3 separate regions of the Homo sapiens genome follow, and regions 2 and 3 are each linked to region 1. Evidence: chromatin loops called from intact Hi-C (ENCODE). Cell type or tissue: mammary epithelial cell. All regions are shown on one strand.

The links. A loop is a pair of places that touch in the nucleus more often than their neighbours do. Peaks named below come from ENCODE experiments on the same cell type or tissue, not always from the same donor. Only the 100,000 strongest peaks of a DNase experiment are listed, where the experiment ranks them.
Region 2: it touches region 1 in a loop (15-fold over the local background); 26 of 110 quality-filtered maps call a loop at or near these places.
Region 3: it touches region 1 in a loop (19-fold over the local background); 4 of 110 quality-filtered maps call a loop at or near these places.

Annotation. Positions count from the first base shown.
Region 1 is chr7:34,317,624-34,325,623 of GRCh38, reverse strand. No RefSeq gene overlaps it. Among named protein-coding and RNA genes, the nearest start is that of NPSR1, 340 kb to the left of the region's middle. RefSeq lists an enhancer at 4,564-4,623. In mammary epithelial cell, a CTCF peak has its summit at 4,521 (motif pointing left); DNase peaks (open chromatin) are centred at 2,573, 4,153 and 4,503; H3K4me3 peaks cover 221 bases; H3K27ac peaks cover 686 bases.
Region 2 is chr7:34,427,361-34,435,360 of GRCh38, reverse strand. The region is part of intron 2 of NPSR1-AS1 (NPSR1 antisense RNA 1); the gene reads left to right. Among named protein-coding and RNA genes, the nearest start is that of NPSR1, 230 kb to the left of the region's middle. In mammary epithelial cell, a CTCF peak has its summit at 4,808 (motif pointing right); a DNase peak (open chromatin) is centred at 4,800.
Region 3 is chr7:34,087,008-34,095,007 of GRCh38, reverse strand. The region is part of intron 13 of BMPER (BMP binding endothelial regulator); the gene reads right to left. Among named protein-coding and RNA genes, the nearest start is that of BMPER, 190 kb to the right of the region's middle. In mammary epithelial cell, CTCF peaks have their summits at 3,494 (motif pointing left) and 6,694 (motif pointing right); no DNase peak of the experiment used is centred here.

The sequences.
Region 1 (8,000 bases):
AGGAAAATTAAATTCAAATTAATCTATTTGTTGAAAACTTCCTACACACAAGATGCTGTGCCAAGTGGTTCAAGGTAAATAAAGGTGAATAAGATGTGGTTACTGCTCTCAATGTTCTCATAGTCTAGTAGAGGACATTTTAACAACTCCACAGATAATCATAATTCCTGACACAGGGTAAGAAACATCAGCCAGATAAAGAAAATTCTATGGAATGCAGAAGACAGGATATCACATTTAGATGGAAAGGTCAAAAAGCCTTCTCAAAGTTGTATTTAAGCTGGACATGAAGAAGGAATAAGATTTTGAGAAGCAGAAAAACAGATGAAGCAGAGACTATTTCAGGAAGAAAAAAAAATGCTTTAAGAAATTTTTTTTAAAAAGTGCAGATCCAGGAAAACATGGGCTGCAGGAACTGAGAGCTCCGGCAAGGCCAAAGAGACCTCAAGTCTCTTATAAATAAGTCCAATTTATTTATTTAATTCAACAAGCATTTGTTCAGGACTTCCAATGTGCCATTTGACTAGAATATAAAGTATTAATATATGTTAAAAAGTGAAAGATAAGACTAAGAAAGGGAAGGCTAAGGTAAAACAGACAGAATTTTAATTAGAAACAGCTTTAAAATGTTCTGTTTCCACTTAAGGAATGAATGAACCCAGACGTAAAATGGGTCACCCTGCCCCATAAGATCTGGTAAGATTTGCTCAAGCCATCATTCCACTCCCTGTTAAATGTCCAATGTCCTCCCCAAGAGGTTTGTGAATTCTTGGGGTAGGTGGTCTTTTTACTTCTCGCTTAGATTGTCTACTGCTCTTGAATTCTTGTTTTCACATTGTGCCCTGCAGCTATTGATTTGTGTGTCTTCCACACCTCTCTAGCCATCCCTTCTTATCTCAGGAACTAGGCTCCTGCCATTTTCCATTCATTCTTGCATCATCAATTTCTCCCGCCCTTCTGTATTATTCCAACAATACCATGGTATCTCCAAACTTAAAAACCCTTAATCTTATGTACTGCTCCAACTATTGCCTGAATTCTCTGCTACCATTTATGGAAAAACATTTTAAAATTGTCTGTTCTCAGTGTCTCCACTTCCTCCCATCCCATTCTTGCAATTTAAAAATAAATATATGGTTAAACATTTATCAAAATAATGGATACATATAGATTAAATACATTAAGTCACTGGCTTTGTCACTGGGGTGCTCCCAGATGTAAGTATCTGGGGTTCGTGTGGCTGCTCAGACTTGGAGGGAAGATGACTGTAACTCTAGGTCAGAGGCAAGGCAGTGGGATCAGGCTCGTCTGCCAGCCAGCGATCTGGAAATAGGCTAAGGAAGGCAGACTGAGGATCTCGTGCCGTATGTAGACTGGCACCAAACCCTCTACTTTGCCTAGTGTGCCTTATTTTAGCATCTCTCTAGATCTTTCCTTCTAACATGGATTGTGCTTGAGGAGGTTAGAGTTGTCATCTAGCTGTGTGGAAAGAGGAAAGGAACCTGAGTGAAAAGGTTCAGCTGTGCTGTGTACAGAACTGCAAACAAGCCTCACATCTCTGGGTGGAGGAATCTGGAGAATAAAAACAAGAAGCTGCTATCACTTTCAGGGGTGGAAAAGCAGAGGTGAAAGACCCCTGCTGCTGTTTGCAACTGTGAGCAGGAACCCAGGACTGCTGTCTGTGGAAGCTGCTGCTGGCGAAGTCCCCACCAAATACAGAAGAAAACGTGGCTTCTCCCTCCCCACTTTCTTCTTTTTCATTTTATTTTATTTTATTTCATTTCATTTTATTTTTTGAGACGGAATCTCCCTCTGTAGCCCAGGCTCGAGTGCAGTGGCGCGATCTCGGCTCACTGCAACCTCCATCTCCTGGGTTCAAGCCATTTTCCTGCCTCAGCCTCCCAAGTAGCTGGGACTACAGGCATGCACCACCACGCCCAGCTAATTTTTGTATTTTAGTAGGGGTTTCACCATGTTGGCCAGGCTGGTCTGGAACTCCTGACCTCATGATCCGCCCACCTCGACCTCCCAAAGTGCTGGGATTACAGGCATGAGCCACCACACCCTGCCTCTCCCTCCCCGCTTCCTTTTAATCTCCCAATTGCCTCCCACTGGCAAAATCTCCCCTTTTGCTCCTCCAGTATTCCACTAATTTTGTAATAAATGCCCTGAATTAAAGATCTTTTAAAAAAAATCTCAAAGTGATTGTATTTATCCAAAAGAATTAAAAGCAGTGACTGGAAGAGATATTTGCACACCCATGTTCATAGCTAAAAAGTGAAATCAACTCCAGTGTCCACTGAAGGATGACTGGATATGCAAAATACGGCATGCATATATAGTGGAATACTCTTCAGCTTTCAAAAGAAAAGACATTCTGACACATTCTCCAAAATGGATGAACCTCGAGGATATTATGCTAAGTGAAATAAGTCAATCACAAAAAGATAAAAGACAAATACTGTATGATTCCACTTATATGAGGTACTTGGAGTAGACAGAATCTTAGAGACAGAAAGTAGAATGGTGCTTGCCAGGTGATGGGGAGTGGGGGAAACAGGGAGTGTTGTGTAACGAGTATAAAGTTTCAGTTTCACAAGATGAAAAGGATGATGCAGATGGATGGTGGTGATGACTGTACAACCTATGAGTATATTTAACACCATTTAATAGTTTAAAATAGTGAAGGTGCTAAATTTTACATTATGTGTATCTTACTACAATTTTAAAAATGGAAAAAAAAATCCTGAGGTGGTTTTCATTTCTTGGTTGGATATTGACATACCCTCCCACTCCCAGCCCAGTTACTCTGCAACACCTACCATTTTGTTAGTCTTCATGGAACTTGCTGCTCTCTGAAATGACCTTGTTTACTTTTGTTTATTTACCATCTGTTCTCCCCCACTCAAGGGTAAGGATTAAGAGAGTAGGAATCTTATTTTCTTGTTCACCTCTGTATCACTAGCACCTAGAATAAAACTTGCTTCACAGCAGATTTTAATAAATATTAGTTGAAAGAATGCACACACACGAAAGGAGCCTTACACATTTTTCTTGATTTCCATAAAAAATAAGAAGGATCAACAGAATTCCTTTGTGCTGTACAGACTTTACTGATGAGTTGGGAAATAGAGGACCCCAAGTTTACATCTTGGGGTCAGTTTTTACTTTAAATCTCTCAAACACACCAATCTTCATCCTCCATTCTCTGGTCTTCTGATGCCCTCCACCCCACCTGTCGTCGGGGAATATCTATCCAAATTCATCCGGTGGAAGAACAGTTCCCTTTTCTCCAGCCCTGACTCCCAAACTCAGCTCAGGGCTTACCACTGTAACTCCAAACACTCATCAGTGTCCCCTACACAGACTGTCTCCTCTGGGTGTCCCCTTCCCACCTCTCTGCAATGGAAAGGTAGCAGCAGAGGGTTCAATTTTCTCACTGATATGAAATATGCTTCTTCTCTTAAAAGGCAAAATAACAACAATTTGTTCTGGTTTAAAACTACTTTTTTATATTATAAGTTTGCTTTTAAGTAGACACTAAATTACAAATGTGTCCTCAGATATGGAGGATAGTGACATGTAAGGACAACCCTACCTATTCTGTATCAAATAATACATTTTAAGGGAAATACAAGAAAATAGAAATATGTAGCTCAGCTCCCTGGCTCTTCTCTAAATGCATAGGCCCATTACAAAGTTAAATTAAAGGAAGGACAGCAGTGGGGGACCTGTGACACTTACTCCTTCCATCTTCTGCTTTCACGAACAAAACTCAACTCAAGTTATTTCTAAAGTCAGAAAAATTAAAACTCAAAGAAGTACCTGTGCATATATGTGTATTACACATCTTAATGGAAGACACACAATTCCAAACATTATTTGAATGTACATCCCTCAAGAAATTCACAGACTTGAGGAGCAATCTTCAGACAAGGTCGGAGACAGAAGTTCCTTTATCTCTGAGAACCAATCGCTGGGCCCGCCACTGCTAAAGGCCACTAAGAGAGAACGGAAGGGGACAGGGACTGAAGGCGGGCAGAGGAGAGAAAAATAGAAAAGAAAATAGGATTGTTTGAATACCACCAGCAATCGCCTCGGGCACATTTTCCTGCCTTAGCTGCGTGAGTCAGCCTGGCCGAACAATCTAAAAACTTCACAGGCCGGGCAGGCTGCAGGGTGCGGTGCCTACTTAGGTCCACCGTGGCCCACATGGACCTGCGACACTGCAGCCGCGCTTTCCCAGGGCCTGGGGCTGCGGGCGCCTCCCAGGCCGGTTCAAGCCACGCACCTCAGAGCGCACTGGAGAAAGTCACTACCTTATTTGCACACTAGTCATTACTGCATCCTCATCACCTCTTGGAATGAGAGTTGAAAATTTAAGCAGAGGATTTCTTTAATCAAATTCAAATGCTTTGCATAGCAAAGAAAACCGGGTCAAGGAGCTGCCGCTACAAACAAGTTCCAATTCTTAGCTAGAGCCAGGGGATAAATGTGAGCAAGTCTCCCCCTAGTGGACAGAGCGCGTCACCTTTCACTCGCAAAGACTGCCGCATCTGGGTCAGGCAGAAATTCAGGAAGAGCCAGGTGAGAAGGTGAGCTGGGAGGAGAGGAGGTAACCTTGTTATTGGAACCCACAGTCCCGCCTTGCCTTCTCAGATTTTCTTTTCAGTGGAAAAGCAAACTGCGTTGAAGTTTTTACACATCGTTTGAGAATGCTTACTCTTAAAATGTTTGTTCCTAATTCGTTGAATATGACTATATGTCTCACTATAATGGAGGGTAGCAGATCTAATGTCATTTTCTGGACTGGTTTTGAAAGGCCTAGGTCACCCCTGAGGGGGCACTCTATTTGGGGACAAGCTAAGGAGGACTGTGGCAAAGAAAGAGTGACTGGAGAAAGATGATCCTGTTTCCATGGACAAAATCAGTCCCAATGTCCTTGCCCCATGAGCAGTGACAGGTCAGCGACATCACCAGGCTGGCAGGATCCCAGGGGTAGGTTGTTCTTGCATCAGAGTCTTCCGGCCGACCCCACCCGCGTGGCAACCAACAGTCATGCTCTCTATCCTTTGCAAAGATAGACTGGACGAGCTGTCTCTGTCCAGACTAATCCTGACCAGTCTTTCCACAGTCTTCTCCAGCTATTTCTGGCCTTCAGTAGGGAAGCTTAGACTGAACTCCATAGAACAGACCTCAAAAGAGTTTCTAGGATCCTAAAATGTATGGAAAATATATATGTATGTGCACATGTTTAAGTGTATATATGAGTGTGTGTGCACGTGTGCATTTGTGCAAACTTTCTATATGCAAGCTTGCAGACTGTGAATTCATTCAATTTTCAAAGTATCTGTGGCCCAGGAAACATTATAAGTCACCCCACCAGTAAAACAAGCCATTGCAGTGATTGAAGTGCCTGGGCTGTGGAATTTGAGTGCCCAAATTCAAATCAGACTGAGATTCCTTGAGAAAGTAACCTAATAGCTGCAGCCCTTAGTTTCCTAATCTATAAAATGAGAATAATAATATAGTACATAATAATAACAATAGCACTTTATCCATTGAATTAATGGAAGGATTAAATGATATAATGCATGCAATGCACTTAGCGATTTACTTGACACATATTCATTGTTCAGTAAAGTTTGGCCTTCATTATTTATAATGAACCCCTTAAATTAGAAGCTGAGAAATGTTAGGGTCTTTAAAATTCCAGTGTGGGTAGCATACATTTTTCAATAATTTTGTGATTTTGGGATGAGATACAAGAATTATTTTTCTTTTGATAAAAACATATTCAATCTCTTTGGAACAATAAGTATGGCTCTATACAGGGTAATAAACTAGATGATAGAATTATAAATTTTAAAGCAAGTAGAAGCCTGAGTTATTACTAGTCATATCTCCTTCAATTCTGCTTTATAGGTGAGGTTATCCAGATACATCATGAAAATGACCTGCCCAGGCTATCCTGATGTTATGGCTACAGTTCAGGACCTTGATTTTTAATTATTAGCTGGCTTTACCACAGCTCTCAGAGGCCTTCCCCTATCTTCATGAGATTCTCAAAGGTCCATTAAAGAAAAAAATTGAGAATGGTTGTCCTGTGGGAAATAGACCATCATTCAGGTCTCTGCTCAAATCCCTGGCTTCCTGTTCCCTATGGCTCAAAGCGAGTTTTCTTCCTCTGAGAACTCTGTATATCACCATCTTATTACCATTTATCTCAGTCTGAAGATGCACATCATACTCCATTTTTCTCTTTGTTCCCTTAGATTTCAAACATCTTGAAAACAGGAAACATGACCTCGTATCTAATAGAATCTGACAAAATATTTCACAAAGAAAAAGATAAAAGGTATAATACAAAGGGATTAGAAAGCCGTTTATCTCATTGATGAACTCCAGCCTGAAAAACTCCAGAGGACCTAAGAAAAGTCCATTTCCCATTGCTGACTTCTTCTCCTCTCCTGGAAACAATATGAACTGGACAGACTGTGAGCAAAGCCAACAGCACAAATAAGGCTAGAGAAAAAGAAATAAAAAAAAATTGGACCCATTTTTATCTTGGGGCCAGGACTCTAAGATTTCAATGGGGCAAAAGATGAATGATTCATGCCTACAAATAGAATATATATGGCAGGAGCTTGTTCATAGGAGTATGACAAAAACTTTGTTTCTAGGCCTGGTTCCTGGACCCGGATCCCACATGAAAGAGCAAGACCAGGTGCCTGGCTTGGTTACACATCAGAGATTGGACAGGAACTAAAGGAGGGGGTGAAATCCCTAGCTCTGAAGGTTAGAGGACTTGAGGGCAGAGGTCAGGTTGGACATTATAGGGTCTTCTGTTTCTAGTCTCCCCAGTCTTGGCTTCTACTCCCATTTCCCTTGCTTCCTTCCTGCACCCCAAATTGGGTCATGATAGAAAAGAGATAGCCACACTTTCTGCTAATGCAAGAATTGTCTAGATGAAGCAAGAGTTCTCAGCCTGAGCTTAAATAGTTCTTTGATTCCCCCTGGAAGAATACACACAAAAAGTGAGCCCCAAGAACATTTGCATATTTGTCTGGGTGGAGGATTTATACATTTCATAGGATTCTCTAAGAGGTCTGTGACCCAAATGAGTTGAACGATGGCTGCTTTAGGGTCTCTCAAATCTTCACAGCTCCCCAAACTCTCCCACAGAAATTCTATTTCTTTTAGAGTTTTCGCTCAGAAGGAATATTTTTTGAATCTATTCCCTGACTTATGGTGGTTTTCACAAAGGAGACTTGCCTTGTGTCATAGACCAGGGACTGTAGACACCAGTGTGTTAGGGAGGATTCTCTAAAGTTGCTGTAAATTCTAAGCTACCGGCAGACAATGCAGGATGTCTGGAGAAACAGATTGCCTGAGATCCTAAAGGAGCCTAAATAATTCACTAACCCAAGAGAAACTCCTGAAGCACATAGCAAACTTATTGACCCCAGAGTGTTCCTTTGACATAACAGACACAGTAGCTTAAAGAAAGTATACGGTAATATGTTGACTGATAATCATTAAAAAATAACAGTAATTTATGTCTTTTTCAATCAGGTCTTTATCTTGACAGAGGGCTGAAAAAAACTTGCCTTAATTTATCTGTAAATTGTCCAGAAACCTGCTTTTATATAGCCGGAGAAAATGAGTGATGAGTCTGTCCCTTTGACCAAAGGAACTCACAACACAGAAGAAAAGAATATCGTCAAGATTCTGCTTTCAAAGACCGAGAATTTACAGTGTGTTGTTAGAGGTTATGGGGTTAGTTAAACACTAAAAGTTATTTGAGAGTAGCAAGCGATTGATTTTCCATGGGATTTAGCAATACTCTAGCCTATAGTAAATTGCAGATGTTGCTGGAGTACCCAGAGGCCCAACAGTGACAATAGTAGAGTACGGCCTAAACACTAGAGAGGCTTTACTTATTCAAATAAGAGTATTGGAAACATGGGCATTTTTGTCTTCTCTTGTGTTAGATGCCC
Region 2 (8,000 bases), 110 kb before region 1:
GTATTGGTTGTGGGTTTGTCATAAATAGCTCTTATTATTTTGAGATATGTTCCATCAGTACCTATTTTATTGAGAGTTTTTAGCATGAAGTGTTGTTGAATTTTGTCAAAGGCCTTTTCTGCATGTATTGAGATAATCATGTGGTTTTTGTTGTTGGTTCTGTTTATATACTGGATTACGTTTATTGATTTACGTGTTTTGAACCAGCCTTGCATCCCAGGGATGAAGCCCACTTGATCATGGTGGATAAGCTTTTTGATGTGCTGCTGGATTCGGTTTGCCAGGATTTTATTGAGGATTTTTGCATCAATGTTCATCAGGGATATTGGTCTAAAATTCTCTTTTTTTGTTGTGTCTCTGCCAGGCTTTGGTGTCAGGATGATGCTGGCCTCATAAAATGAGTTAGGGAGGATTCCCTCTTTTTCTATTGATTGGAATAGTTTCAGAAGGAATTGTACCAGCTCCTCCTTGTACCTCTGGTAGAATTCGGCTGTGAATCCTTCTGGTCCTGGACTTTTTTTGGTTGGTAAACTATTAATTAAATTATTGCCTCAATTTCAGAGCCTGTTATTGGTCTATTCAGAGATTCAACTTCTTCTTTGTTTAGTCTTGGGAGGGTGTATGTGTTGAGGAATTTATCCATTTCTTCTAGATTTTCTAGTTTATTTGCGTAGAGGAGTTTATAGTATTCTCTGATGGTAGTTTGTATTTCTGTGGGATCCATGGTCATATCCCCTTTATCATTTTTTATTGCGTCTATTTGATTCTTCTCTCTTTTCTTCTTTGTTAGTCTTGCTAATGGTCTGTCCATTTTGTTGATCTTTTCAAAAAACCAGCTCCTGGATTCATTGATTTCTTTAAGGGTTTTTCGTGTCTCTATCTCCTTCAGTTCTGCTCTGATCTTAGTTATTTCTTGCCTTCTGCTAGCTTTTGAATGTGTTTGCTCTTGCTTGTCTAGTTCTTTTAATTGTGATGTTAGTGTGTCGATTTTAGATCTTTCCTGCTATCTCTTGTGGGCATTTAGTGCTATAAATTTTCCTCTACACACTGCTTTAAATGTGTCCCAGAGATTCTGGTACGTTGTGTCTTCATTCTCATTGGTTTCAAAGAACATCTTTATTTCTGCCTTTATTTTGTTATTTACCCAGTAGTCACTCAGGAGCAGGTTGTTCAGTTTCCATGTAGTTGTGTGGTTTTGAGTGAGTTTCTTAATCCTGAGTTCTAATTTGATTACACTGTGGTCTGAGAAACTGTTTGCTGTCATTGCTGTTCTTTTACATTTGCTGAGGAGTGCTTTACTTCCAACTATGTGGTCAATTTTGGAATAAGTGCGATATGGTGATGAGAAGAATGTATATTCTGTTGATTTTGGGTGGAGAGTTCTGTAGATGTCTATTAGGTCAGTTTGGTCCAGAGCTGAGTTCAAGTCCTGGATATCCTCGTTAAACTTCTGTCTCGTTGATCTGTCTGATATTGACAGTGGGGTGTTAAAGTCTCCCATTATTATTGTGCGGGAGTCTAAGTCTCTTTGTAGGTCTCTAAGGACTTGCTTTATGAATCTGGGTGCTCCTGTATTGGGTGCATATATGTTTAGGATAGTTAGCTCTTCTTGTTGAATTGATCCCTTTACCGTTATGCAATGGCCCCCTTTGTCTCTTTTGATCTTTCCTGGTTTAAAGTCTGTTTTATCAGAGACTAGAATTGCCTTTTTTGCTTTCCATTTGCTTGGTAGATCTTCCTCCATCCCTTTCTTTTTAGCCTATGTGTGTCTTTGCACTTGAGTTGGTCTCCTGAATACAGCTCACTGATCGGTCTTGACTCTATCCAATTTGCCAGCCTGTGTCTTTTAATTGGGGCATTTAGCCCATTTACATTTAAGGTTATTATTTTTATGTGTGAATTTGATGCTGTCATTATGATGGTAGTTGGTTATTTTGCCCATTAGTTGATGCAGTTTCTTCCTAGCATCGATGGTCTTTACAATTTGGCATGTTTTTGCAGTGGCTGGTACCGGTTATTCCTTTCCATGTTTAGTGCTTCCTTCAGGAGCTCTTGCAAGGCAGGCCTGGTGGTGACAAAATCTCTCAGCATTTGCTTGTCTGTAAAGGATTTTATTTCTCCTTCACTTATGGAGCTTAGTTTGGCTGGAATGAAATTCTTGGTTGAAAATTATTTTCTTTAAGAATGTTGAATATTGGCCCCCACTCTCTTCTGGCTTGTAGGGTTTCTGCAGAGAAATCCACTGTTAGTCTGATGGGCTTCCCTTTTTGGGTAACCCGACCTTTCTCTCTGGCTGCCTTTAACATTTTTTCCTTCATTTCAACGTTGGTGAACTTGACGATTATGTGTCTTGGGGTTGCTCTTCTCAAGGAGTATCTTTGTGGTGTTCTCTGTATTTCCTGTATTTGAATGTTTGCCTGCCTTGCTAGGTTGGGGAAGTTCTTCTGGATAATACCCTGAAGAGTGTTTTCCAACTTGGTTCCATTCTCCCCGTCACTTTCAGGTACACCAATCAAATGTAGATTTAGTCTTTTCACATAGTCCCATATTCCCATATTTCTTGGAGGCTTTGTTTGTTTTTTTTTCTGTTTTTTCTCTAAACTTCTCTTCTCTCTTTATTTCATTCATTTGATCTTCAATCAGTGATACCCTTTCTTCCATTTGATGGAATTGGCTATTGAAGCTTGTGCATGCGTCACACAGTTCTCGTGCCATGGTTTTCAGCTCCATCAGGTCATTTCAGGTCTTTTCTACACTGTTTATTCTTGTTAGCCATTCATCTCATCTTTTTTCAAGGTTTTTAGCTTCCCTGCGATAGGTTCGAACATCCTCCTTTAGCTCAGAGAAGTTTGTTAAACTTCAGAAGTTTGTCTGAAGCCTACTTCTGTTAGCTTGTCAAAGTCATTCTCCATCCAGCTTTGTTCTGTTGCTGGCGGGGAGCTGTGATCCTTTGGAGGAGTAGAGGTGCTCTGGTTTTTAGAATTTTCAGTTTTTCTGCTCTGGTTTCTCCCCATCTTTGCGGTTTTATCTACCTTTGGTCATTGATGTTGGTGACCTAGAGATAGGGTTTTGATGTGGATGTGCTTTTTGTTGATGTTGATGTTATTCCTTTCTGTTTGTTAGTTTTCCTTCTAACTGTCAGATCCCTCAGCTGCAGGTCTGTTGGAGTTTGCTGCAGGTCTACTCCAGACCCTGTTTGCCTAGGTACCACCAGTGGAGGTTGTAGAACAGCAAATATTGCTGCCTGCTCCTTCCTCTGGAAGCTTTGTCCCAGAGGGGCACCCACCTGTATGAGGTGTCAGTTGGCCCCTACTGGGAGGTGTCTCCCAGTTAGGCTACACGGGGGTCAGGGACCCACCTGAGGAGGCAGTCTTTCCATTCTCTCAGATCAAACACCATGCTGGGAGAACCACTGCTCTCTTCAGAGCTGTTAGACAGGGACTTTCACGTCTGCAGAAGTTTCTGCTGCCTTTTATTCAGCTATGCCCTGCCCCCAGATGTGGAGACTATGGAGGCAGCCAGCCTTACTGAGCTGCGGTGGGCTCCGCCCAGTTTGAGCTTCCCTGGCCACTTTGTTTACCTACTGAAGCCTCAGCAATGGTGGACACCCCTTCCCCTGCCAGGCTGCTGCCTCACAGGTCAATATCAGACTGCTGCACTAGCAGTGAGCAAGGCTCCTTGGGCATGGGATCCGCCGAGCCATGTGCAGGATATAATCTCCTGGTGTGCCATTTGCTAAGACCATTGGAAAAGCACAGTATTTGGGTGGGAGTGTCCCATATTTCCAGGTACCATCTGTCACAGCTTCCCTTGGCTAGGAAAGGGAAATACCCCAACCCCTTGCACTTCCCAGGTGAGGCGATGCCCCGCCCTGCTTCGGCTTGCCTTCTGTGGGCTGCACCCACTGTCCAACCAGTCCCAGTGAGATGAACCAGGTACCTCAGTTGGAAATGCAGAAATCACCCATCTTCTGCATCGTTCACACTGGGAGCTGCAGACTAGCGCTGTTCCTCTTCAGCCATCTTGGAACAGAATCCCCGAAGCTGTGCATTAATTTTCAAATTTATAACACAAACATGATACTACAGAACTCTTCATCTTCCCTATTCTGATTCTTAATGGCTGTCAAGGAAGTTTCCTTAATGCCCTTTAGGACTCGTAAATACTGCTCTTAAAAAGGACTGCAATAGTCCACAGATGAACCACAACCCTCGTGTGCATTCTTTCCCACAAACTACCATTTGTAGTTCTTCAATTTTGTTCATATGCTGAGAGGATCTAAAACCACACTTAGATTGCAGTCCCTATGTGCACCTCTGTATTCTACCTTTGGTCCCACCACTTTTTTTTCCTTTGTGCCATCATTTATTCTCTTCAAATCACAGTGCTGTCTTCTCAGAAAAACGGGTTTGGACCATGGCATCTCTCATGCTCCTTCTAGGGCATTTACCCCTGGGCAAAGTGCCCTGACTCCTTCCTGGGAGCATCACACTTTGTGTAGCCTGAGCCCTCAACCATCATCATTATATTCCTCACCGGGGCAGAATAGCTTGGCAAAGGGAAATGTTTCATCTAAGATTGCACAATGCTCGTTCAGTAACTTGGCAGTGTCTCAACATGGAAGGTTCCCAGGCATCTTAAGAGAGCATTTCTCTCAGCTCAAATATTTGAGATTTCTGGTGTTATCTCTTTCTGATTGTTTCTTCCCTTAGAGTCATTTTCTTCTGTGCTGCTTTCCCTCTGTCCATCAAGAGTAAGAGAAATACAAGAGACAGTTCTGTCTTCCCGCAGTGTCCCTGGCTGAGTAGCACCTCCCTCCAGCAGGGGGTGCCTCTGTGTAATTTTTGTAACACCTGATGACTGATGTACAATTGTTCATGTTATCGTTGCTTCTGGAAGGCATAAGAAAAAAGTTCCTTTCTAGAGCATTGGTTTCCTCCCTAGGTTTTCTTCTGCTCTCAATCACAAGACCCAGTCATCCTTGGAAGTAAAACAGATAAAATTCCTGCATTACAGAACATTTTAAATGGGTATATATTAGGAGTCATTTTCTTTCATTTTAGGGCTGATATTTCTAAAGAAATCACTGGTTTTTCTAATAATCATTCCCATTCCATTGCTTTTTGCCACCAGGCACATAAAGCCTTGACAATACAGGTGTGTTTTAATATAACTTATAAATAATAAATAGAGACTCCCAAATCTCTGTCCAATTCTATTAATAAAACATATGACTAGTTCTCAGAAAGTTGCACATTTAATGAGGGGTCCACACACTTTATTCTCAAAAGTCTTTTTTCTAGATTTGAACAACCATTCTTCTCCTGCAATTTTGGTGAGCAGGAAATTACAGCCAAACCTCTCTGTCTTCATCCATTTGTGCTTCTAAGAAAAAACACCACAGACTAAGTAATTTATAAGAATAAAAATTTATTCTTAATGGCTCTGGAGTCTGAGAATTCCAAGATCAGGGTGCCAGTAGGACGGGTGTCTGATTAGGGCTGCCCTCTGTTTCCAACATGGTGCTTTGTTGCTGATCCTCCAGAGAGGACCAACACTGTGTCGTCACGTGGCAGAGAGGGCAGAATGGCCAAAGAGTTTCCTTTAAACTCAACCCCTTTTGTAATGGGGTGAAGCCCTCATGACTTAATCACCACCTGAGGCCACCTCTTAATACTGTTGCATTGAGATTCAGTTTCAATGTGCATTTTGGAGGGGATACCATCATTCAAATCATAGCACTCCCATTCTGCTGATGATATATTTAAAAGCATTTTGCTGTTTGGGGAGTAAGGCACTATTTCTGAGGACTCCTAGGAGTCTTTATGTTCTAATGGAGGGTTTAGGTCTCCTTCTAGCCAGATTCTATCCATTGTAAAATCATCAATACAGCAGAACACCCAAATGCAGATAAAAGCATCATCATTCATGAAGACCCAGTAGCTCCTAAACATATGGTTTCTTGGGTAATATTCAAATGGAGAACACCCAGGAACATGAAGGATATTTCCTACATTCTTCTCCTAAGTTTAGACCAGACACAGAACTTTGTGCAAACATGAAGAAAAGCTTGAGTATAAACAGACGCAGAGTCCACTTATTCAGTTAGGTGTGCTGAGGATCACAGTCTGTGCTAAAATATCAGGACCCAGCAGAATGGAGAGGGCCAAAAAAAAGAGAGCTCTATGTTATCTTTTTTATATCATGAACCAGCCCTCAGGTAAGCCTGGCCAAATGGATGTCAAAGTCTCATTAACTTCATGCATCAGATAAGTCATTCCTACCTTGGAGAAGAGCAAATGTGGATAGCTCAGTATTTTAGAAGCATCACCTTTAAAATTCTCCATGTTTAAGGGGAAGAGAAAAACACATCTTATAAAGATAAAAAGATTAAATGTTTCCCACTAATATGCTTCTGTGAGTTGCTTAAGGTGAGTACAAAGCATGAACATTGAATGCTCAGAACCATAGGTATAAATTGGAACTTCTTGAAATAAATCAGTTGCAGAGTGGCATCACAGCAAACCTTAAACCAACAGCAAAACACAGAAAAATAATCAAATATTTAGCTCTGCTCTTGAGAATTGTATTAGGGTTCTCTAAAGGGACAGAATTCATAGGATAAATGAATATATTGTGGGGGGAGTTTATTAGGAGAATTGACCACACGGTCACAAGGTGAAGTCCCACAATAGGCTATCTGCAAGCTGAGTTGCTGGGAAGCCAGTCTGAGCCCCAGAAACCTCAAAAGTAAGGAAGCCGATAGTGCAGCCTTCAGGCTGTGACCAAAGACCCAAGAGTCCCTGGCAAACCACTGGTGTAGGTACAAGAGTCCAAAAGCTGAAGAACTTGGAGTCTGATGTTCAAGGGCAGGAAGAATCCAGCACAGGAGAAAGATGCAGGCCACAAGACTCAGTTAGTCTAGTCCTTCCACATTCCTTTGCCTGGTTTTATCATAGCTGTGCTGGCAGCTGATTAGATGGTACCCACGCAGACCAAGTGTGGGTCTGCCTCTCCTAGTCCACTGACTCAAATGTTAGTCTCCTTTGGCAACACCCTCACAGGCACACCCAGGAACAATACTTTGCATCCTTCAATCCAATCAAGTTGACACTTAGGATTAAACATCAAGTTGACACTTAGTGTTAAGGAGTATCCACGGATGGACTACTTGCGTTGTATTGTATGCCCCAGACCCCCCAACCCCTGACCCCCACCATGGGAAGAGGGAACAGACACAGTTCCTATTCCTCTAAACCACATTAAGTTTGGTTCACCTATGGGGCATATTTTGTTTTGTTTTCTTTTAAAATATCCTTTGGACAACTTTATGCTTCCATCTATCACCCTGAATCCTAGGTGAGCAGACAACCCTCAACAGGATCACGCCTCCTCCTCACTTAAATCCCAGGCTAATGTGTGTGTGTGTATATATATATATATATATATATATATATACATATATATATATATATATATACACACACACATATATATATATATATATATGTATCTTGAGTAACTATCTTACTTTATGTCCCTTGAATACCTGTAAATAAATACATCATCTAGAATTAGAAGGACCCAGTTAGACTTCTAAGTCTATGGCTTTGCTAATTCAGAGTGTTTGTCTCTGACTACTGCAAGGGCAATGGCGGAACACTTCTTTTAGATGAATCAGAACTACTTTTTCCTTTTTCTAATTAAGACTCATAGAAGTGTAGACATACATAGGCAGTCACCAACATTAACAGGTTAACCTGAAAAGAAGCCATACCAAGACCCATCTGAAACAGAAAGGAATCCTTTAAATATTTAAAATAAATATTTATATATGTGAATATTTAAAGACCATGTTGCCCCCAAATTAGGAGCAAATGGTGAATTACTAACATACTGACTTTCAATTCTATTGAAGCTACTTTTCCAATGAAATGTTTAAAGGGTACTGTTGGAGTGTTAGAAATAGCTATTCTGATTGGCATGTGTTTGCCCACACG
Region 3 (8,000 bases), 230 kb after region 1:
TCAATTTCTGCACAGAATGGGAAGAAGTTATTCCGAACGAGTCTAGCAATGACCATGTAAAATAAAGAAGAAAACCTCTTCAAGTACTGGCACCAGATGGCATAGGACGTTCTGAAGGTAGGTAAACACCACACAGAACAGGCTTCTATAATAAAATTATATTAATAATGAAATTGACCTTGACTGAGCATTTGCTCTGTACCAGGCCTGGATACGTGCCTTATCTGGAATGACTGATGCAACCCTCACACAAACCCTCATAGCAATGGGGTAGGTCCTCTCCGCATCCCCTTTTACACATGGGGGAATAATCAGGGGCTTCAGTGGGTGAGCTCGCCTGCCTAACAGCAAGGGCTTGCAAGTTAAGGAGCTCAGAAGTTGACCCAGGCAGTCTGGCTGCAAAACCAACTTGACACCTGTACCACACTCATTCGTACCATTGTACTTGTCCTTTTCTAAAAGCAGCAGTCATGGCGGCCTTCAAACAGGCCTTGCCCTGTCCAGTGTGGGACCTGCTGCTCCCCTGCCTGCCTCCTCACTGGCTCTTCCCAGAGGGCACGTTCCCTTCAAGGGAGAGCTCCCCACACAGTCTTTTCCTGCCCACCTACCTCAAAATCGGCCACCCCCAGGCCCACCCCATCACACTACCCTATTCCCACCATTACTCTTCTTGCAGTCAGGATGGCCTTATTTCTCATGCATAGCTGTCTGCCCACACTAGGCAATGATTTTCTGAAGGAAGAGCTTTGTCTCTCTTGCTAAGTTCCAAATCGCCATCCCTATGACAGAACCTAGCATGTAGCAGGTGTTCAGCTGAAAGCTGTAAAAAGGAGTGAATTAAATAACTGATAAACTCCTCCTCTGAGAGCTCATGGCAGAACAGGATATTTGAAAACCCGAGTGGACAGTGATAGAAGTGTGTACACTCTGACTGTTCTCTGATGGAGCCCCCAGACCAGGTGTGCCTGTCAGGCTAGCTGCTCAGCTGCGCAGGCGACCTGGAATGAGTCCCTTCCCCTCTCAGTGCCTCAATTAGCTACACGGTAAAATGAGGAAAACACTCCTCATGTCAGCCTCATTCTCATGCATGCAAAGATCTTTACACCCATAAATAATGAAAATATAATTAAGTTACACCATTCTGCCTCCTGCTAAGAAGTAATCAAGAAGTCCCCTAAGCAGCCAAAAGAGATGCTACAAAATAATTAGTGTTTTACCTGCTACAGTGACACTTATTCAAATCTGTGCTCAAAAGTCCCTTCTAATTGCATCTCAGAATGTAATTTTCTGAGGAGAAACACTATAAAATTCCAGGATGTTTATGCTTAAAATAAACTTAGAGCTAAATATATAAAATCAAATCAAAATGGCATTTAACCTTGACCTAGGAAGGTTATGCAGTAAAGAATTAACCTTGCCCAAAGAGAGTCTGGTCTTGCCCTCTGCCTTTGGCCACAAAGAGACAATCGTTAAGCCCCTGGAATGTCCTGCCTGACAGGAGTGTGTTTTTTGCCTGAGGCATTTGGTCACTAGACAGTCTAACAATAGGATTTAGTATGGGGCTTTGGGCTATGCAATAACATTTCCAACATCTAGAGAAATTGAAGACCAAAAGCATTAGCACATTACACCTCCAAGAGGGGCTAGAAGATAAGATCATCCATGCAGGTGGCATGCGATCGGGTTCCAATAAAAACTCTGAACACCAAAGGCTTGGGTGAGCATTGCTGGTTGGCAATGCCCAGTGGATACTGTGGACAAGAGGAGTTAATGCCAGCCCATGATGCCACGAGGTGAGGACAGCAGAAGCTCTATGTTTAGACATCTCTCAATTCTGCCTTATGTATCTCTTTTGATTTTGATCTATATCCTTTTCCTATAATATAAATCACACCCATGAGTATTACCACTTGAGTTCCTTCTAGCAAATTCCTGACCTTGAGAGTCCTCTGGGATCACCTCTAAACTTGTGGTGTCAGAAGTGAGAGTAGTCCTGTGTGGACTGTGCCCTTTCTAACTTTGAAGCTGGCTAACTATACAGTTGACTCAATCTCTCTACAAAGATTAATCTATCTGTTAAGATATGAATAGTTTTCTATATTTTCTCTTTTTAAAGAAACAGTATTTGTCTTTCTTCAAGATGAAAAATTAAACATAAGAGGATTTTAGACTTGGATAAAATGATGTTCCATACATTTTCATACCTTTCTGAATGAATTCGTGTCTTTCTTTTTACTTGGGCTCCAAGAAAATTGGACTGACCAGATTTTGAAGCTAAAATTCAGGTAGCTAGAAAGCTTTTTAAGATCCTTGTTTTGGGTGACTTGGATGGATCAAACAGGAAAAAGCCTACTTGTGGGTGAGGTGGAGAAGAACGAATGAAAGATTGAAGGGAAATCACCATAAAGCTTTGAGTCCAGCCTGACAGAAGGCTCAGAGCCAATGACAGGGCAAAAGGGATGCGACTATTAGGCAAATTGCTGAGTGACGCCAAGGTAAAGGACTAATCACCCCATTGGAGGTCCAGTTGTTGTAACACCATACAAGAAGAGGCTAGTTTGAGGACCTCAGGCAAACTGAGAGAGTCAGGGCAGAAACATCTGTGGATGCGAGTATTTCATAAGAAGACGACAAGCCCAAACACTACCTGAGGGACAGAAGAGGAACCAGGGGGTCCAAGAGACTTGTGAATTATAAATAGGCAGAGGTAGATGGAGAGATTCAGAAGGGTCATCTTGCCTGCCACTGGGAGTTGCAAATAGACTTGTGCAATAAGAAGTGCTCACGGCATTTGGAGCATCAAAGGTGGACCAAAGACTCTACTCACTCTGACCAGTTTATTACATGAAAAGACAGAGAAGTGTGCACACTTTGACTGTAAGTGTCTAATTGTGCATGGGGATAAAGACCTAAGATGAACTCAGAATTGGGGACAGCAAAAGTCACAAGGAGATCAGAGAGGATGCCAGTGAAAGGCAGGCTAGGAGAAGCAGCCCTTCTATGGGTGGTGCTGGGTGAAATACAAAAGGGTCAAAAAAGAAGAGGCTCCCCATTCCCCAGAGAACTTAAAATCCAATGCTGAAGAAATAAGAAGCAGTGCAACATAGAACATGAGTTAAATGATAATAAGCACAATTGGAATAACTAAAAACTAAAGAGCATTTTCCAAAGTCTAGGATGAAACTGGAGCTGTGTCTTCAGCTTAATTCATGCCTGAGGTTGCATTTTTAAAAAATTTTTTCAATCAGACCTTGGTGATGACCTTGAGCAGTAGGATATAAATAACTCCTACATGCTTAGAGTTCCAAAAATGGAACACTAGGCATAAGTGGGTTAAATCAATGTAGAAAGTGAAGGCATCTTAGGGAGGCAGGAGAATGACATGAACTCAGAGGCAGGGATGTTCATTGTGTTTGTAGACACGGTGAATTAAAAACAGACTTTTAAGGACTGAAATGTGATAAGTGCTACAACTGCGGTGTCTACTGCCACCTGGTGTCAGCATACCTTAATTACGAACTCAGTGTGACCTAACAGTTGAGTCGGCTAAGGAAAAATAAAAGGCATACAATGTCACACTTTAAAATAAAACATCCCATTTGATTTAGGACCCTAGTTCTAATGGCAGTTCTTGACAAGTCATTACAAGATGTAAACAAAAATGTTTTCAAGCATGTTGTTCTTTGAAGTAGGGGAAATTGACTTGATTTTAATTATAGAATAGCATTTAGCTTTATATGATTTTTCTCATACACAAACACATAAAGTCTGTACCCCTTGCCTGTATATTTTCTATTGCTTTATAATAAGTGATCAGTTTCCTTTGTAAGAACATACAAAGTCAGTCATTCAGGAAGTTTGTGATCTTCCCCTGGATGCAAGCCACTGGCAGTCCCAGGATCCCAGTATATCCAACACGAAGGTCCTGTCAGAGTTCCAGTGTTCTCCCGCACGACCTCCCACCTCCTACCTCCCAGTACCTCAACAGGAAAGGACACATCTGTGAATCCTCTGGCATGACTTCAATTCCTTACAGCTGTAAAATCCACTGCATGGAAGGAAAAGAACATTTCCTAGACTGGGAATCCCCAGACACTTTCCCAAACTGAACAAGTGAACAGGGTTTTCGCTCTGGTGAATGATACCCCGTCAAGGAGAGTGCAGAGAGGAAAACAGTCTTGAGATGATTGTGGTCTCTAAATGTCTGGGCTTCACTGCACTTCACATTCATTTTTCTGACTTCTCTGAAATGCAGTCCTGCCCTAACTTAAGAGTTCTGCTTTGTGGGCAAGTTATACTTACTTGCAACAATTTCTTCCAAGATGTGAGTCGAGTTAGGGAAAAAGCCCATTGCTGGTATTTCATAGGCACAAGGAATAAAAAACTTTCCCCAGTTTGACCCACAAAGGCATAGCTCATCTCCTGGCCTCTCGTTGTGCCCCAGGCTGCCCAGGGCTTGTCCTATCCTGTGGCCTAAGTCCACAGCGGGAAGGTAGGTTTGATACTGGCTGCTAAGGATCTCCAGAGAGCCTTTGTGGTGCGAGTTTGCCTATTCCTCTTGGATTGCTCGGTTGGCATCTGGGACATGAAGGGAGAAGCAATATGAGGCTGGAGAAGAGAGATGAATATGAGATGAAAAAGGAGAAAGAAGGCAAGAACACACCCAACACTTTTTCTCTTCGAGGTAGCCTACATTTGAATCCAAATATAATCTAAACAACTTCACGTTAATTTTTCCAGGTGGGTACACAGTACACTGCCTCTCCAGCTCCCAGGAATTTCTATAATGCACTAATAAAGGATAATGCAAACAATTATTAAAGAGGGTTATCTAATTTGAGAAGTCAATTAGCAAAGCTAAGACTTGAGATGTGTTATCAATGCATTTGGTTAAAACTTTTCTGCAGTTTGTAACTAAATTATTTTGCACCCAAACATATTCAGTTAGTTAATTAAAGCAAGCTATGCTGATTGAAAAGAACTTAATTATATATCAAATTTTTATGCCAAATTAGCCAAAATGGGTCAAATTGATTTGTGAAGCTTAAAAAAAATTCCCAAAACAGAAAAAAATAAAGAAATATTGATTACTATGAAGTAATTTCTCATTCATTTACAAAGTGGTAGTTTTTCAAGTACTTACACACTGGACTGTTTACTATTAAAAATGTTAAATTGAATAAAAGACCAAAATAAATAGGAGTTATAAACCATAGACATTGCAGGGTGGGCACAGTGGCTCACACCTGTAATCCCAGCACTTTGGGAGGCTGAGGCAGGCAGATCACCTGAGGTCAGGAATTCGAGATCAGCCTGGCCAACATGGTGAAAACCCATCTCTACTAAAAATACAGAAATTAGCCGGGTGTGGTGGTGGGCGCCTATAATCCCAGCTACTTGAGAAGCTGAGGCAGGAGCATCATTCGAACCTGTGGGGCAGAGGTTGCAGTGAGCCGAGATTGCGCCACTGCACTCCAGCCTGGGTGACAGAGCAAGACTCTGTCTCAAAAAAATAAATAAATAAAATAAAATAAACCATAGACATCTCAAAAGTAAAACCTAATTCAGAGACATTGTCATTATTATTTTGACCTTATAAGAAGCATTATCTCATAATTATCATAGAATTTGCCCTGTGGGATTTGTTGTAAGAGTAAGGAAACCCAAAATGGGTAATATTTTCTCAGAAAAAATACTCTATTTGCATTCTCCCTTCCCTCTGTTACAAGACAGTGGTGCTCAGAAAGTTATTTGGGTGTGTTATGCTACTTCATTCTTTGTCCTTAAAGGAAAATACAGATATTTTTTGGAGAATGGGGGGAAAATAAAATAAATTTTTGAGTCTTGTAAGGGCTCAAAAAATGTGTCACAGCCACAGATCTGACTATACTTTTGGGTTCATTTTAGAAATTCCACCAATGATATCAAATGTACCAGCAAAAATTTACATGTGTGGGATGTATGATTGCTGATTTTGCCTTACTTTTTCAACATTATTTACAAGTACAATGAACACATGACATTCTCATGAGACAAAAAACAATAGTTTTTTAAACGATTGCAATGCAATCGTCACTTACACTACCTGGAGGAAGTGTCGCAAAAGAGAAACAGTTGATTTTGAGATTGTTCCACAGATGCATCAGGGGGAGTTTATGTAATCAGTCCTCCGTGATGACATCAGGAGAAAATGTGGACAATCAGAAAGGTAAACGGTGAATCCAGGGGCAAGCTTCTCCATAGAAAGTAAGAGATACAGGACAGCAGCACGCTCTGTGCCAGGACTACCGTGTGCCAGCGCTGTACCCTCCACTGGCCTCAGTCCTCAGAGGAGCAATCCTGCCAGGTAGTTACTGTGTATCAGTTCTTTCGATAAAGGATGTTGAACTCAGCTAGCCACCAGGGCACACTGCTAACAGTGGCAGAGCTGGGCTGGAGTCCAGCTTGCTGTCCCCTTCCCCACGGCTCATTCTCAGTCCATTGCTCCATAAAGTCTCCTACAAACCCTGAGGTTAGGTCCTTTCTGGAGCTCCACTGAGAAGAGAATATCTTTCCACATTGCACCTGGTTTATTTTCTTCTTCTGCCACACATGCACTTGGAAATAAGGGGGAGAAACAGGATCTGGCCAACACTGGCCACTCTCCCTTTCAGGTTCATGAAGGTGCATCCTCCTGTTGGACTGTGAGATCACCAGCAGAGGGCAGGGCAGGCAGAATTGCCCAGCTCTCCTTCCTGAGCTCCTCTGCCCTTTCCAGGAAGAAGTGGCCCACTGTGGAAGGGCACTCTACCATGACACAATGACACTGATCAGGAGAGCACAAGCCTACTTCCCACCACATCCTGGCCTCTAAATCTCCATGCACAAGGATCCCAAGAACATTCTCATGAGCTGCCCAACTCAGGGCATCAAGCCCTTTACACAGCTAAGCATCCTCCATTGTAGATGCTGTAGAATCATTAAGGGCAGAAGGGGAGCATTTGCCTGGCCACCTAAGGAATCCAATGCTCTTTATTCATAAGTGCCCAAGTCATCATTCGTAACTTCTGTTGAAGCGCTCATCATATTTCTGTTGCAGTCCAGAAATCATAACACTAAATAAATCACCGAAGGCAAAAAGCATAGAAATTCAAAAAAGAAACTAATCTCTTCAGACCTTCTCTCCAATTTTTGTTTTCAATACATCCCTTTGAAATGGGATAAAAATCAAAGGTGTAGGCTGCTTGGCCCTGGGAGAAGCACAGCCTTTCCATTCTATTTTAAGCAGAGAAGGGTCCAATCCAAATTTGCAAACAGGATAGAGGAGCTTCCAAAAGAGATCTTACTCTTCTTCATTACTGAATTAATCACGGAAGAAATGATGGCAACAATTATAGAGCGCTGACTATGTGCAGGCATTGTGTTAAGCACATGCATTCATGTTCATAATCTTACTGAATCTGGATGGCGACTCTTCAAGGTAGGTTCTTTTATTATCCCCACTTCACAGATAAGTAAGGTGAGGTTTAGAGAGCTTAGGTCATTGTTTTAGGTTGCATAGCTGGGCTGGATTTTGAATCCTGGGGCACCACAAAGTTCTTAATTGCTATATTCTACTGCTTTCCATCAGACCTTCAAGTGAGGGTTTTTAGATTCCAAATAAAGCCAGGTTTGTCTATCTAGCTGTTTAACTCACTGCAAAGTCTCACGTTAAGATCCCTCAGTTTCACTAGACAAGAGGTCAGTCTAGGGGTGGTACAGAGAGGAGAAAGAAGGGAACCCAGAGAATTCAAGTTATAACAGGAAAATGGCTTGAAGGAGCTAAACCCATGACTCGGAGCCAAATGGTTTGGCACATACAGCCATGTTCGGGGATTTGTGATGACAGGGACAGTCTTTTTTCCACCCCACTTCGAGCCGCCTTTATAGAACTTTATCTTTTATGTCCAAAGATCAAATAAAAAAATCATATTTAATGAGAACTAGGGGAAATAAACTGGTGGTAATTAAAGAGTAAAAAT